Regions from separate parts of the Mus musculus genome. Here region 1 is linked to region 2. Evidence: chromatin loops called from intact Hi-C (ENCODE). Cell type or tissue: heart. All regions are shown on one strand.

What was found. A loop is a pair of places that touch in the nucleus more often than their neighbours do. Peaks named below come from ENCODE experiments on the same cell type or tissue, not always from the same donor. Only the 100,000 strongest peaks of a DNase experiment are listed, where the experiment ranks them.
Region 1: it touches region 2 in a loop (2.4-fold over the local background); 3 of 42 quality-filtered maps call a loop at or near these places.

The regions. Positions count from the first base shown.
Region 1 is chr8:106,830,904-106,838,903 of GRCm38, reverse strand. The region is part of intron 17 of Tango6 (transport and golgi organization 6); the gene reads right to left. The region is part of intron 1 of Gm34197 (a long non-coding RNA gene); the gene reads left to right. Among named protein-coding and RNA genes, the nearest start is that of Gm34197, 12 kb to the left of the region's middle. In heart, no CTCF peak of the experiment used is centred here; a DNase peak (open chromatin) is centred at 3,803; H3K27ac peaks cover 853 bases.
Region 2 is chr8:106,728,030-106,736,029 of GRCm38, reverse strand. Tango6 (transport and golgi organization 6) reads right to left here. Exons shown (of 18, transcript NM_173037.1): 12 at 210-344. Among named protein-coding and RNA genes, the nearest start is that of Tango6, 49 kb to the right of the region's middle. In heart, no CTCF peak of the experiment used is centred here; no DNase peak of the experiment used is centred here; H3K27ac peaks cover 2,219 bases.

The sequences.
Region 1 (8,000 bases), 100 kb before region 2:
TCTTAGCTTGCTCAAACAGCCTGGGTGTCCCTGGAGTTAGCCAGGTCTTTGCAGGTAGAGAAAGTGCTGGTTGCAGACCCTAGATCATCTGCTTAGTGGAACTCAGTGCTGCAATGACCCAGGAAGAAAAGGCTGTAGAGCTTGACCAAAGGCTGGAGAGAACCAGACGTGTGGACATACGGATGAGGCTAGGGTCTGTATTGTTTGCTAATGCACATGGGAGTGTGAAACATGCTAGAGATTATAACCCCGGCCCTCACCACAGAGGGTGGACACATTGCCCCCAAGGGATACTGTCTAAGTAGTTAGTGACCCCCCCCTCTCCACACACACTTAATCTACTGATGCAAATGAAAAGCCTCAGTATTATTTAGTGGTATAGGGGGACATACTTTGTGCATGATAGGCAAGCCACAGCCGTTGCCTCTATGAAACATTTTATTTTGCATGTGTGCCTGTTTTGTCTGCATGGATGTCTGTGTATCACATACATGACTGGTGCTGGTGGAGGTCAGAAGAGAGTGTCAGACTTCCTGGAACTGGATCTACTGATGGCTGCCAGCTGCCAATTGAGCGCTGGGAACTGAACCCAGGTCCTCTGGAAGAACAACAAGTGCTCTTTGCTGAACCATCTCTCCAACTGCTCCCTGAACCCCCATGAAAAACTTTTTGTTTGTTTGTTTTTTGTTTTTCGAGACAGGGTTTCTCTGTGTAGCCCTGGCTGTCCTGGAACTCACTATGTAGATCAGGCTGGCCTCGAACGCAGAAATCCGCCTGTCTCTGCCTCCCAAGTGCTGGGATTAAAGGCGCCACCACTGCCTGGATGAAAAACTTTTAAAATGTCTGGAACTTGCCAGATTCCTAAGAATCAGATTCTTAAAGTTTGGGACTTATGACTTTAAAAATTTTAACACTTCTTATACTTTGTAGGTGATTCTGACGACTTAACAATGATGTATCAACAAGAAACTCAACGTGTGTGTGTGTGTGTGTGTGTGTGTGTGTGTGTGTGAGAGAGAGAGAGAGAGAGAGAGAGAGAGAGAGAGAGAGAGAGAGAGAGAGAGAGAGAGAGAGAGAAAGTCAGAGGTCACTTTTGGAGACCTTCCTCTAGCATACAGTTTGTTGAGGCAGGGTCTCCCACTGACCACTCATTTCTGCAAACCTGGCTGCTCTTGTGACCTGCTTGTCTCTGCCACTGGCTCTTCTGTGGGTGCTGGGGGTGTGAATTCAGATGCCCATGATCTTGGAGCAAGCACTCACCCCCCAAGCAACCTCCCAGCCCCCCAGAATCAGTAATCTAATACAAATAAGGATGAGGCAGCACAGGATAGCTGAAAAACAAAACAATAAAAGACCTAAAAAAGCTGACAGGAGCCTTAGTAGGGATCTACCATTACTTCAATGTCAATGTGTTAAGAGGCTGCCCAAGATGCAGCTAAGTGCCAATGACAAGGCAAAGAGACTTGGACTATATTTCTTGGAATTTTCTTAATTATGAACAAAGAAGTTTTCCCAGAACAGAGAATAGCTCTTACATGTACATTTGTACTGTGTCTCCCAGGCAAGTGAGATGGCTATGCCGTCTCTACAACCTGAGTTGGGTCCCCTAGAACCTACATAAAAGCTGGACTTGGGAGCACGCATTACATTCTCAGCACAGGGAGAGCCTTCCCCAGAACTCCCCACCCCACCAGCTAGCCTACAGTGTGAAGCTCAGTTGAGACAAAAAGAAAAACCTGCCTCAACAAGGTGGCAGGCTTCCGTTTCCTCATTCCAGTGACACAATACCCGCTAACTCAGGAGAACTGGAGACCAGAAGAAAGCCCAGTGGTGAAGCAAAGGGGTCCTGGGAAGCCATCTGTGTCTGAACACATCTCTAACAGTTCACATGTTTCTCCAGTACAGCCTCAGGCTTGGTCAGGTAAACCCTTCAGGAAGAGCAGAGCTGGCCCCTTACTTCTACCTCTGCTGGCTTCGTGACCTGAACATGGAGACATAAGCGTGCTGTGCCCCAGCGTCCCATCTGTGGATAGGTTGGGAGCCTACTTGTCACAGAGTTGCTATGAGGATTTAGGACCTAAAGAGTTTTGAGGTATAATTAGTCATTAGTGAGTGTTAGCAATGTTCAGTGCAGACGCTTGGAGGGTGTGGGCTTCCCCAGGAACCACTGCCTGAGCACACAAACCACAGGGCAATGAACAGTGAGCGACAAGAGGACTTACAGCGTTTATTTACTTTGTGTGGAGGAGACTCAGACCACAGTGCCTGTGGTGAGGTCAGAGAACAACGACCAACAAGGACCTGGTCCTCTCCTTCAGACATTGGTCTGGTGGATCAAATGCAGGCTGTCAGTCTTGCAGCAAATGTTTTGTCCACTGAGCCACCTATCTCCCCAGCCCTCAAACTAAGTAGCTGGAGATGACCTTCAACTCCTGCTCTTTAAAAACTGTTACTTACTTAAAGATTTTATTTCAGCTGGGTGGTGGTGGCACATGCCTTTAATCCCAGCACTTGGGAGGCAGAGGCAGGCGGATTTCTAAGTTCGAGGCCAGCCTGGTCTACAAAGTGAGTTCCAGGACAGTCAAGGCTACACAGAGAAACCCTGTCTCGAAAAACCAAATCCTCCCCTCCCCCCCCCCCCAAAAAAGATTTTATTTGTAGTATGTGTATGACTATCTCACCAATAAATGCACTGAGTAAACGTACTGTGCTATGTGTGTATGCCATTATGTATGTATGTATGACCTTAGAGGTCAGGAGAGGTTGGATCTCATAGGCCTGGAGTAACAGACAGCTGTGAGCCTCCATGTGGGTGCTGGGAACTGAACCTAGATCCTCTGTAAGAGCAGACAGTGTTCTTAACCACTGTGCCGTCTCCAGCCCCTCATCAGCCCCTTCTCTCTTTTTCTCTCTTTCCATATAGGGTTTCTCTGTGTAGCCTCAGTTTTTATGGAACTCCCTCTGTAGACCAGGATGGCCTCTAAACTCACCGAGATCCACCTGACTGTATCCTGAGTGCCACAGCCTGGCTAGCCTCCTCATTTCTCATTCTTGTCTTAATTTTTGTTGAAAATGAACCTTAATTTCTATTAGGCTACCTTTTGTGAATGATGCATACCAGAGTTTACTGGGTTGTCTTGAGCCTATAACAGATGATTAACTTCATAAAATTTTTTCACATTCATTTTCATTCTGTAGAGCTTAACCTGTAACATCATATACCTCCTTATCAACTGGCACTACTGGGAAGTCTAATTCACTCGTGTTTGGAAGCAACCAACATCGTGAGTTAATTTCCCACTGACAATCACCAGGGCCAGAGTCATCACTTTTGTCCTTATGCACAATTGGGGAAATCGGCACCAGAACACTCACAGAAGATGTAGGTGCAGCCAGTCCCTGGGCTGCCTCCCACCCCCACTTCCTACGTTTGTCCCACCTTGCCCAGTCTACCCAGTATCAAACTGGTGTCATCTCACACCACCCCAAGACAAGTGTACTCAGGATTTCTTCTTTTCAGAGGAAGGGATACAGAGGAATGTTTGCCACCCAGACACCTGTCACAGCAGTGTAATTACTTTCGGAGGGAGAAAAGTCCCAAGACTCTCCCTAGCCTGGCAACCTGGAAGGGGTTTGGTCTCCTGTGCTTTCTCTCTGCTCCCTGATATTTCTCATCTTCTCTGTGATGGGAACTTGCTAAATGCAAAATCTAGGGCTGGGTTTTTGGCAAGAGATGGAGGGACATGAGGAAGGACAAAGGCAACCTGCCTGTTTCCTGTCTGTGTTCTCTGAAGACTTGTTGACAGGTCCTGGAGGGCTCCTGGGCCCAACGCCAGCCCAAACACCCTCCAACAGCTCCTCTGTCCTTCTCCTGGGTAGACAGGAACTGTGGTGGGAGAGGTGACCTGGTCTGGATTCCTTTTGGATATTATGGATTCACAGATCTCAAACAGCCTTTATCTGGTCATGATCTGTAGAATAAATATCCAGGACACTACCTTTCTGGGTCTTTCAGATGACAGGGACACAGAAGACTGAGACTGTGTTCTGAAGCTACCACTGGACAGTTGGGGGACAGTTAACCTATCTTCCTTGCCTTAGTCTCTTCATCTTAACAACAGGCACATGAAACTAGACCCTAAACCAAATAGTTACAAAGACAGAATGGGTCAATTCATGGAGAGCACGCAGACATCAGTGCTGTTACATAATAAATGCCCAACAGTGCGTGCTCAGTCAAAGTCTTTTGGGGAGTTTTCATACACATGTAGTTTTTGTTTTGTTTTGTTTTGAGGAAACTACTATGCATATCGAGAAAGAGTGTTTTGATTTGTTTGGAATTTACCAAAAGCACTTACCTGAGTCTGTCTGTATCTGTAGCTACCCCACTCATGGAGATTCTACACGCAAGAGCAACTGAATAATGAATGTCTTTTTTTTGTTGTTTTTCGAGACAGGGTTTTTCTGTGTAGCCCTGGCTGTCCTGGAACTCACTCTGTAGACCAGGCTGGCCTCGAACTCAGAAATCCGCCTGCCTCTGCCTCCCAAGTGCTGGGATTAAAGGTGTGTGCCACCACGCCCGGCAACAGGTGTGTTTCTAAGCCACTGCAATGACCCAACCTCAATACAGAGAAGAAAGAACAGGGTGCTAACTCAGAATAAGACATGCATTATTGCTGGGCGATGGTAGCGCACGCCTTTAATCCCAGCACTTGGGAGGCAGAGGCAGGCGGGTTTCTGAGTTCGAGGTCAGCCTGGTCTACCGAGTGAGTTCCAGGACAGCCAGGGCTACAAAGAGAAACCCTGTCTCGGAAAACCGAAAAAAAAAAAAAAAGGAAACGAGAAAAGAAACACACCTGCTGTGTAAGCAGCTATCCCTTCTACTTAGCAGAATGTAGGCAATACTATAAAAAGGGGTTATAACAATATATGTCCTAATAAAAACTCATTGGTCTGATCTAGACAAGGCTGATAGAATGGATTCTTGCAAACCTGATTCTGGATATGTATTTGTGTGTACATTCATGTGTGTGTGTGTGTGTAAATGTAGTGTAGAGGTACAGAGGTCAGAGGACAATCTTGGTAAAGGTCCTTGCCTTTTGTTTGTTTGAAACAGGAGTCTCTTGATTTTCTGCTAAGTATGCAGGTGTCTAACCCGTGAACTTTTGCCTCCTATGTGCCTGTGGAGCACGGAGATTCCAAATACATGTCTGCGTATTCCACCACCTAGGCAGGGTTTCTCTCTGGGTGTCCTGGAACTTGCTCTGTAGACCACGCTGACCTCAAACTCACAGAGATCTGCCTGCCTCCGCCTTCTGAGTGCTGGGATTAAAGCATACATGGCCCCTGCCCAGCTTGGGTCTGAGGATTCTTGCCCACTAAGCCATGTCCTCGGTCTCAAGCCTTGGTCCTCTTTTGTATACTGACTCACCTTAATAATGTTACCTAAGGTACCCTGGGTAACATAACAGATCTTGATGATGTCACTAAGGTGCCCTCGATAACATGACAAATCTTGTTCCTGATGAACAAGTAAATTAAACACAGGGAGAGCGGGAAGAAGCTGACTTTCACTAGCATTTGGCAATGCAGGTTGCCAGAGACACCAGGAAACCAGTACTGCTGCTTCCTGGCATTAGCTTTGGAAAACTCTGGAAAACCCACAAGCCCTTCCTTCATTCATAATATGAGACGTCTGGATTCTTATGATGGCTAACACGAACTGAATCTCTAGGGCTTTCCAAACTTATTTGACCTTATTTTAAAGGAGAAACTCACGAGTTACTATGCCAATGGACATCTTTGTGGTATATACATTAAGTATCTCAAAGATCTTTTCTACTTCTTATATCCAAAAATTCTGGAGCTTTAAATATATAAGTAAACCCATCTCGAAAAACCAAAAAAATAAAAAAAAATAAAAGTATATATATATATAAGTAAGAGAGTCTTGGGGCTGGTGAGATGGCTCAGTGGGTAAGAGCACCCGACTGCTCTTCCGAAGGTCAGGAGTTCAAATCCCAGCAACCACATGGTGGCTCACAACCATCCGTAACGAGATCTGACTCCCTCTTCTGGAGTGTCTGAGGACAGCTACAGTGTACTTACAATAAATAAATAAATAAATAAATAAATAAATAAATAAATAAATCTTAAAAAAAAAAAAAAAAAAGAGAATCTTTTTGGTCCTTTTAGACAAGGATGAGAAGGATGAGGAAAAGGCCTTCTACAGACACTGAGGTATCCAGAAGTCAAAGCCAGGCCTCCCACATGCAGGTCTGTGTAATGGGGATGTGGGGGACAGGAACAGAGAAGTTTCAGTGTTAGGTCTTACAAGCTGTCACCTATGTCAGTCACTAGAAGAGGCTTAATGGCCGCAGCGAGGTGCCAAAGCCTCATCTTCCCAGTGTCATACGCATCTGTCATTGTTGAGGAGTGAAGGGCACACACTCACGTCCACAGCACTCACCTCTCACAGATGACCAACGCCGAGACTGAACCCACTTTCATACAGACTGTGAATCCCATCCCCCACTGAGCCCATGGAAGCTGCGGATGGCCCTACAATCTTAGTTGGAACGTCATGTCTCTTATTTGTGATGTTTGCCTTTGGAGCCAGAACAGGACTCTGAGTGTTGGGTGCTCTGAGTACTGTATGCTGCACAGTGAGTCACGGTCAGCAGTGATGCCACCTCCCTCAGAAGAGCTGGATTGCAGGGCAAGGGCATGGAGCCCACACGCAAGAAGAGTAGACAGGAGGCTCAGTGGTCAAGAGGACTAGCTGAACTTGCAGAGGACCCAAGTCGATTCCCAGTACCTACTTCATCTACGTGGTAGCTCATGACCATCTACTCTAGTTCCAGGAGATGTGATCCCTTCTCCTCTGATCTCTGTGGGCACCAAAATGCACAGATACAGATTCAGATAGAACACCCCACACATAAAATGATTAAAAAAAAAAGCTCACGTCTTTACTTTAGCTAGATCATACTAGGTGTCTATTATTATTATTATTATTTTCTATTCTTTTTTAATTAGGTATTTTCTTCATTTACATTTCAAATCCCCCATACTCTCCCCTCCCCCACTCCCCTCCCCATCCACTCCCACTTCTTGGCCCTGGCATTCCCCTGTACTGAGGCATATAAAGTTTGTATGACCAATGGGCCTCTCTTTCCACTGATGGCCGACTAGGCCATCTTCTGATACATATGTAGCTCTGGGGGTTACTGGTTAATTCATATTGTTGTTCCTCCTATAGGGTTGCAGATCCCCCCAGGTCCTTGGGTACTTTCTCTAGCTCCTCCATTGGGGGCCCTGTGATCCATCCAATAGCTGACTGTGAGCATCCACTTCTGTGTTTGCTAGGCCCTGGCATAGTCTCACAAGAGACAGCTATATCGGGGTCCTGTCAGCAAAATCTTGCTAGTGTATGCAATGGTGTCAGCGTTTGGAAGCTGATTATGGGGTGGATCCCCGGATATGGCAGTCTCTAGATGGTCCATCCTTTCGTCTCAGCTCCAAACTTTGTCTCTGTAACTCCTTCTATGGGTGTTTTGTTCCCAATTCTAAGAAGGGGCAAAGTGTCCACACTTTGGTCTTCGTTCTTCTTGAATTTCATGTATTTCACAAATTGTATCTTATATCTTGGGTATTCTAAGTATCTAGGCTAATATCCACTTATCAGTGAGTGCATATCATGTGAGTTCTTTTGTGATTGGGTTACCTCACTCAGGATGATGCCCTCCAGGTCCATCCATTTGCCTAGGAATTTCATAAGTTCATTCTTTTTAATAGCTGAGTAGCACTCCATTGTGTAAATGTACCACATTTTCTGTATCCATTCCTCTGTTGAGGGGCATCTGGGTTCTTTCCAGCTTTTGGCTATTATAAATAAGGCGGCTATGAACATAGTGGAGCATGTGTCCTTCTTACCGGTTGGAACATCTGGATATATGCCCAGGACAGGTATTGTGGGATCCTCTGGTAGTACTATGTCC
Region 2 (8,000 bases):
GCCCTTTTGATGATGACATCTGCGCAGGGCACTGTGAAGGGAGCAGGCTTGTCATCTATGTTGGAGATGATTCTCATCAGCAACCCAGCTTGGCCATCCCAGTTCTCCTGGGTGCAATATCCATTCTTGCTTTCCATGAAGGTATGGAAGAAGGGCGGCAGGTCCTCTTCCCCATGTGACATTCAAGTTTTGCTCACACTTACGCTCACCTGAACAGCTCCTCCTAGCATGACAGCCACCAGCCCCATGGACATGCTCAGGGTTTGGGATCCCACGGCGCTCTCTGCCTCATGAGCCAGGCCTGCACATGCTCTCTGCAGTGTTGCTGCTACAAAGTCCACTACCTGCCAGAGAAGGAAGTTAGAATGAGTGAGGGGCAGGAAGCAACTGTAGAATCCTTCCATCTGACGTCTGTACTACCCCCCTTTGCATCACAAGCACGTCACGGCTGCTCCTGGGTAGCAGACGCGGAGCTCTGTGATTCTCTGCTGTTTTTCATGGGTTTCTGTTTTACACCTGACAGTTTATATAGGATGGTTTAAAAGAAACAGTAATAGCTAAATGTCGAGATGGAGAAGACAACCCACGAGCATATAGTGCTCTAAACAATCTACTCCACCAAGCACCTTCAGGAGGAGTTTAGCAATGCAGAAGCTTCCGAATCTTTCATATGTAGAGTATGAATCTCTCTCTCTCTTTTTTCTTTTTGATACAGGGTCTTATGTAATCATATAGCCCAGGCTGGCCTCAAATTTGCTAAGTAGTTAAGGATGGCCTTGGACTTCTGCTCTTCCTGCTTTCAGTTCCCAAGTGTTGGGATTATAGGTATGTGTCACTAAGCCCAGTTAATGTGGTGCTGGAAAATCAGACTCAGGGCTTCTTGCATGCTAAGCAAGCAATGTACTTGTCTGTTGAGATGAGGGTCTCATGTAGCCCAAGCTAGTCTCCAATAATACACAGCAGATTTCCTCCTAAGTGCTGGGAGTATAAGCATCAGTTACTCCTGGCATTCTATCTATCTATCTATCTATCTATCTATCTATCTATCTATCTATCTATCTATCTATCCATCCATCCATCCATCCATCCATCCATCCATCCATCCATTTTTAATTCAGTACTGGCAAGCAAGTACTTGCACATGTTAGGCAAGGGTTCTACCATTGAGCTAAAAACTCTGTCCCAAGAATCCATCACTTATAAAGCAAAGAATTCTCCTTTGCCCCAGCCACTGCATTTGACATTTACCAAAGGAGGTAGAAACTCAGGCTCACAGAAGAACCTGCAGCTGGTTGTTTATAGCAGCTCTAGTCATGAATCTCGAAGCTCAGAGGTGACTAAGATGACCTCCATAAGGTGAGTGCATAAACAGACTTGTCAAGACAGTGTCATTTAGTACTGTCGGTGCGCTAGCAAGCCATGAAAAGACATGGAGGAATATTAGTGAGGAGAAATAATACAAAGTGAGAGGAAGCAATCTGCAAGGATACAGGTGAGAGAGAGAGAGAGAGAGAGAGAGAGAGAGAGAGAGAGAGAGAGAGTGTAAGTGAGTGAGTACAGGGGGCAGATGTGAGAGTGAACCTATTTTTAGGATACAGGAGGATGGCAGACATGTGGAACCTATTAACAGTACAAGCCCCAGAGTGAACCCTGATGTAAGCTGCAGACTGGGAGCCACACTGATGTGGTTATGTGGATTCCTCAGTTACAACAAAGAGCCCAGAATGTAGCTCAGGGTACACCTAGCAGGTGAAAGGGTTGAGTCCCCAGGAGATACACACAAACACACACACACACACACACACACACACACACACACGAGGTAAAGAATTCTAAAAAGCCGTTACTCTTTGGTAACAATGGGGAGGCTAGGGACATGAGGGCATAGGAGATATCTGAGAAACGTCTGTATCTGCTCAATTTTGTTGTGACCCTAAAACTACTCTAAAAAAATAAACTCTGTGCCTGGGAGATAACTAGGCAAGTGAAAGCACTTGCCTTGTAAGTCTAATTACAGGTTTAGATCCAGAACCCACTGCTGGAAATGTCTGTGACCCAGCACTCCTACAGTGACACAGGAGGCAGAGACGGGAGCAATATTACAAAGTCAAGGAGGCCCAGCTGAAAGGAACCTGACAGGGCAGCCTGCCTGGGGTTTATATAGCACAGCAGCAAGTGACAAGAGATATCTTACTTCAAAATCAAGTCGGCAGGAGATAGAAAATGAATGTTCAAGGTCAGCCTCTTAGCTCCACACGCACATGCACACATGAGAATGCACATATACACATATACTATCAAATGCATACATAAAAGTAAGTAGTACTTTCTGGTCATCTAAAATGTTCTCTGAAGGAGGTTTCCTCCTCAGAGATTTCTCAGTTTCACGTGACAGTCTAATTCTAGTAAGCAATGAACAGGGGAGAAGGTTCCTGGTGTTATTTATAATCCTGCGTCCTCAATCAACCTGTAAGAAATCCAGAGTCAAATTCTAAGTGTCACTATTTCTACAGACTTACCATCATTCATACGTAAGGTTTTATACAGACTACCAACAACCTTTCAATGGAATTAATTTGGTCAGCATCATTTGAACTGAGCCTCGTATAATCACCGTTAAACAACAGCAGACAGGCATTCATGCACGTACACATGCACACGTGGATATTCAGGATTAATGGCTCAAAGGGGAGATATCATTTTGAAAATGGGAAAGTTGAGATAGGCCATAATAAGCCTCTAACCACTATGCAATGCTGCATGTTTAACTCTCTGGACAAATCACATGCTATGCTAGATTCCTCACTGCAAGCTTAAAGCTGGGAGAATGGCCTGTTAACACTTGTCTTCTGGGGCAAGGCAGGAAACTGCAAAGGTTATTTAAATGTTCCTCGCACGGAAACAATGGGGGAAACGCGCCTCCCTCTCTAACCCTGACGCTTTCCTGATTTATAAACCATTTGGGGCCATCTAGTTAAGCCAGAGAAAAAATTTTAAAGGGTGCCTTGCTTTTATTTACCTTCTATGTTAGCACAAGATTTGTTAATTGCTAGAACTAGCTTTCCTAAGCTCCTTCCTAGGCATTTTTTTTATTGTTAAAAACATTACATTTGTTTATCCCTGTGTGTGTCCACAAGTGCAACATGCCACATTTGTGTGGAGGTTAGAGCAGTTTAGGAGTGAGTTCTCTCTTTGGAATGGGTTCTAGGGTCTGAACTCAGGCTGTGAGACTTGGTGGCAAGCACCTTTATGTACTGAGCCATCTCACCTGATCCACTATGTACCTGTTTTTAAAAGGCTGGAAGCCATACTTTAATCGACTTTGGGAGGCAGAGGCAGAGGCAGGTTCAAGGCTAACCTGGTCTACAAAGCAAGTTCTAGGACAGCCAGGGCTTCCCAGAGAAACAGAAGAGTTCTGTTTGTATGCATGCAAACATAAAACAAACAACTGAGAATCAACAGAGCAGAAAACAGAGAGACAAAAGGCTGGTGGGGCTCTAGGAGAGCTGAACAAAGGTAGTGGATGGATATGATAAAATACATCGTATAAATGTATAAAAATTCAAAGACTTGAAAAAAATATTTAAAAACTAGGAACTGCTAACTATAAAGGGAGGGCCATTTATTAATGTATGTCATCAATAAAAATATCCTTTCTCCCAAACTTCCTTATTATTTGTTGGAAGGACACTGAGACAGACTCTGATACAGCCTAGGCTGGCCTCCCAGTCGCTATGTAGCCAAGGATGAGCTTGAACTTCCTGATCGATCCCCCACATGTAGGATCGCTGCAATGTCCAACCAGACTTCCTTCCTGGAGCGCCATTTTGACAGCAGCTTTCCCTAGTTTCCCACTTTTTGTGGTTCTGACAGGACTGCCAACCCAAGAGGTCCTCAGTGATTGAAGCCCTTTGGAACTCAGGGGAGTTTTTCAATTGACTCCCACCCAAGGCAGAGTTCCTCGAGTTCAGCATCCCTCAGGAGGCTGCTGAAATGCACACAATCAAGCCAGCCTCCAGCCCCTTCCACTCTGTCAGCACTTCGTCAGCAAGTTACACATCTCCATAGGGTCATTAAGAGGATTAAATGAGTTAATACCCGTCATGGGTTCAGAATGGAGCCTGGTAAACAGCAAATACCTAATGTTATTATTAAAGAGTGAAGTAATTATGAGCAGTTGACTCAGTAGATGCAGAATCAGGTGGGGAGAGATGAGACAGGACACATCCACACAGCACAAGTCTCCTGCTCTTCAGATGCGACTTCCATCCACAGGCAAAGCCCTGGGTAAGAGGAAACCTCTAAGCTGGTGAGATGGTTCAGCAGGGGACAGTTCTTGCCATGCAAGCCAGTCAACTGAGTCTACTCACTGGAGCCCAAGTAAAGACGGGAGAACCAACTCACAAAGCCATCCTGTGACCTCCATGTGACTCCTACCCTATACACATGCGTACAACATAAGACATTTTTAAAAAGTAGTTTTAAAGCCTCTATTGTTTTGCTGGGGAAGAGAAGGGTTCCCCTAAGTCTCAGATAGCCTTAACACTGTGTTATGACCTGCACTCAGTCCCTTTCCTAATTAGTTAGTGCTATGCCCAGGCTGCTGCAGAAGGAACTCACACTGTTTGCCCCTTTTACTCGCACTGTTTCTGGAGCAATGCCACACTTGCTTCAGGGAGAGACTTTATTTATTTATTTGTTTGTTTGCTTATTGAGACAATGTCACTATGTCGTTGTGGCAATCCTCCTGCCTCCCCTCTGTGCTAGGATTATTGGCATACCACACCTTGATGCCTGGCTCCCTTTTCAGCAGCTCTGTTGAGGTTCATTCCATGCTTCTCTCCGTGCAGATGCTCCGTCTCCCAGTTTCTCAGGCTGCTGATCAGCTATGGCTCTGTAGCTTCCAACTGTTAGTGTCTCCTTTCCCAACTCTCACCTCTACAAGCACACACATCTGCCCTGCTGATGCTGACCTATGATTTCCAGAATAGGTCAATACCTTGTCTTTATAACGGGCAACTCTCTCTGTGTTCTGTTTTTGTAACGAGTCTATCACACACACACACACACACACACACACACACACACACACAGAGTCAAAAAAAGAAAAACACCAGGAAGAACCATTTCTACTCTGCTGACTACAGTGATCTAACTCAGCAGTGTACAAAGGATGTAGTTTCTGAAAGGGCAGAGACTAGGAACCTTGCTCACACCCTGCACTGGCACTGGGCTCCTCGCTGGTCCTGATACTCTTGGGTATCATCCCTCTCTCTGCAAGTCTTCACACCCTCCCTGGCTACAGGTCATCTCTTCAATGCAGCTCTCCACAGCCACCTACTTACCATCCCTTTTCCTTATTCCATCTTCCTCCAGAAATAATCACCATCTGACACACTTCATAATAAATTACTGCCATATGACATTCTTTGCTTTCTTTTAAAAATATTTTTTTAAGCTGAGCTTAATGCCTGGCCCACAACTGTTATAAGGAATATCTCATATAATTCCTTTTTCTTTAAGACAGGGTCTAAACTGTCTATGTAGACCAGAAAGGCCTGAGACTCAGGCATAGCCTGTCGTACCTCCTGAGTGTTCGCATTAAAGGTACATGCCACCATGCCCAGCCACAATTTGCCTATAATTTTTTAAACGTATGTGTGCATGTGTTTGTGTGCACACAGGTTAACTTTAGGCATTTTCCTCTATTGCTTTTGACTTTAGAAGATAGGGTATCTCACTGAACATAGCACTCACCAGTTAGCAGACTGCCTGGGTAGTAAGAGCTAGGTATCTACTTGTCTCCACCACTCTTGCCCAACCCCATAAGAGTTGGGGTTACAGATGAACTCTGCCAAGCCCAGCTTCTTACACGGGGATCCAAACTCAGGTCTTCATGCTTGCATGGTAAGCACTTAACTGACAGAGCCACCTCTCCAGTCCCCCAGTTATTTATCTGAATCTAGTACTGGTTCACCCACTCACTCGTCCATCCATCCATCCATTCATCCATCCATCCATCCAGGCTTTTTTGAGACAGAGTGTCACTATGTAGATCTGGCTGTCCTGGAACTCACTATGTAGACCAGGATGGCTTTGAGATCTGCCTACCTCCGCCTCTTCATTGCTGGGATTAAAGGCGTGACTACCATGCCCAGCTGGGTTCCCCCTTTTTTTTTATGCCATCTATTTGGTGAAGAAGCAGACACACAAGCACTGCAGATTCTCGCAGTTTGGACCTGGCTGACTGCTTCCTCTGGCCTTTGCTAACACAGTACTCTGGCGTCTGCATTTCCTTAATTGGATTCAGGGTCAAGGTTCTGGGCTTAGGTCAGAATCCTTCCCAAGTGCCCTATACTTCCCACTGCATACATGTGGGAACCCACGACAACCTGTTTGGCCATCGAGGGTGACAGAAGACCAATCTGTCCAAAATATTTGGCACAGCGTGCACTGCTGTCTGCACTAACCCTGTAATGTTCTGAAAAATAAGACACGGAGGAATGAAATCATGAAAGAAGATTTGACGGAGTACAGTAAAATTATACTCCAATATCTACGTAGGAAGTAGGAACAAGGTATTCACTAGGAAGTTCTCTCAACAAATAGTCCTCATTAATATGTTCAATTAATACATGCTGCACACACACAAAAGAAAAAGCCAGGTATGATTGCATATACTAGCAAGCCTTTGTTGCAAGGACGGTGATATAGCTGTCCCTTGTGAGACTAGGCCGGGGCCTAGCAAACACAGAAGTGGATGCTCACAGTCAACTATTGGATGGATCACAGGGCCCCCAATGGAGGAGCTAGAGAAAGTATCCAAGGAGCTAAAGAGATCTACAACCCTATCGGTGGAACAACATTATGAACTAACCAGTACCCCGGAGCTCTTGACTCTAGCTGCATATGTATCAAAAGATGACCTAGTCGGCCATCACTGGAAAGAGAGGCCCATTGGTCAGGCAAACTTTATATGCCCCAGTACAGGGGAACGCCAGGGCCAAAAAATGGGAATGGGTGGGTAGGGGAGTGGAGGGGGAGGGGGTGGGGGACTTTTGGGATAGCATTGGAAATGTAATTGAAGAAAATACTTAATAAAAAAAAAAAAAGAAAGAAAGAAAAAGCCAGGTATGGTGGTACACAAATGTAATCCCAGCACCGGGAGGCAGAGGCAGGAGGATCTCTATGAGTTCTATATAGCAAATCCCAGGTCAGCCAGGGATATGCAGTGAAACACTCTCAAAACCCAAAACCAAAAATAAACAGAATAATTACTAAAAATTACTTCAAACTTGAAATTTTTTATAAAAGGGGGGACAGTCAATTTCACTGGGAACATAAGAATATTCCATCCACAGCCCTTCTAACCATTTGCAGGCAATGGTGATCATTCCCTAAACCCATAAAATCATTAGAGATTTAAGAAGTAGTTTTCTAGGTCCTTCTGAATGGTTTGGCTGTGACTGTCCCAGAAGGCAAGCAACCAACTAGTCGCTAGCCTGTGATTCTCCTATGGAAAATTCTCCATTGCGTGTCTGATGAAATCTGATCACTACAAGAAAGGCTAGACATGTGCTATCCTCATTCTCCTCGATTATCAACTTAGAAAATAGTGACCAGAGGCCCTGACAATCTCTAAGGAATCCTGAGAGGTTTAAAACCTCATTTTCTATCTTTGATGTGTCTGCTCTAGCCATTGTTCCTCTGAATGCTGTAGTTGTGTGGTGTGTTGCAACAAGAGTCCCTTCAAGGTGGCTCCTGACTGCTACTGCCATGACCCCATTAAATTCAGATGGCTTCCTTGTGCCTGGGCACATCAAGCTGCCTTGAAGCTTATAATGTACAATCTCTACCCTAGACCTCAAATCAACCTTCATCCCAGAGATCACTGAGTATTCTGAGTAGGAATGGTTTTTATAGTCTCCACTCTGGAACTAGGGCACTTAATGCTGCTGCTGCTGCTGCCTGTCACTGTTCCTGGCAATGACAGGGGACCA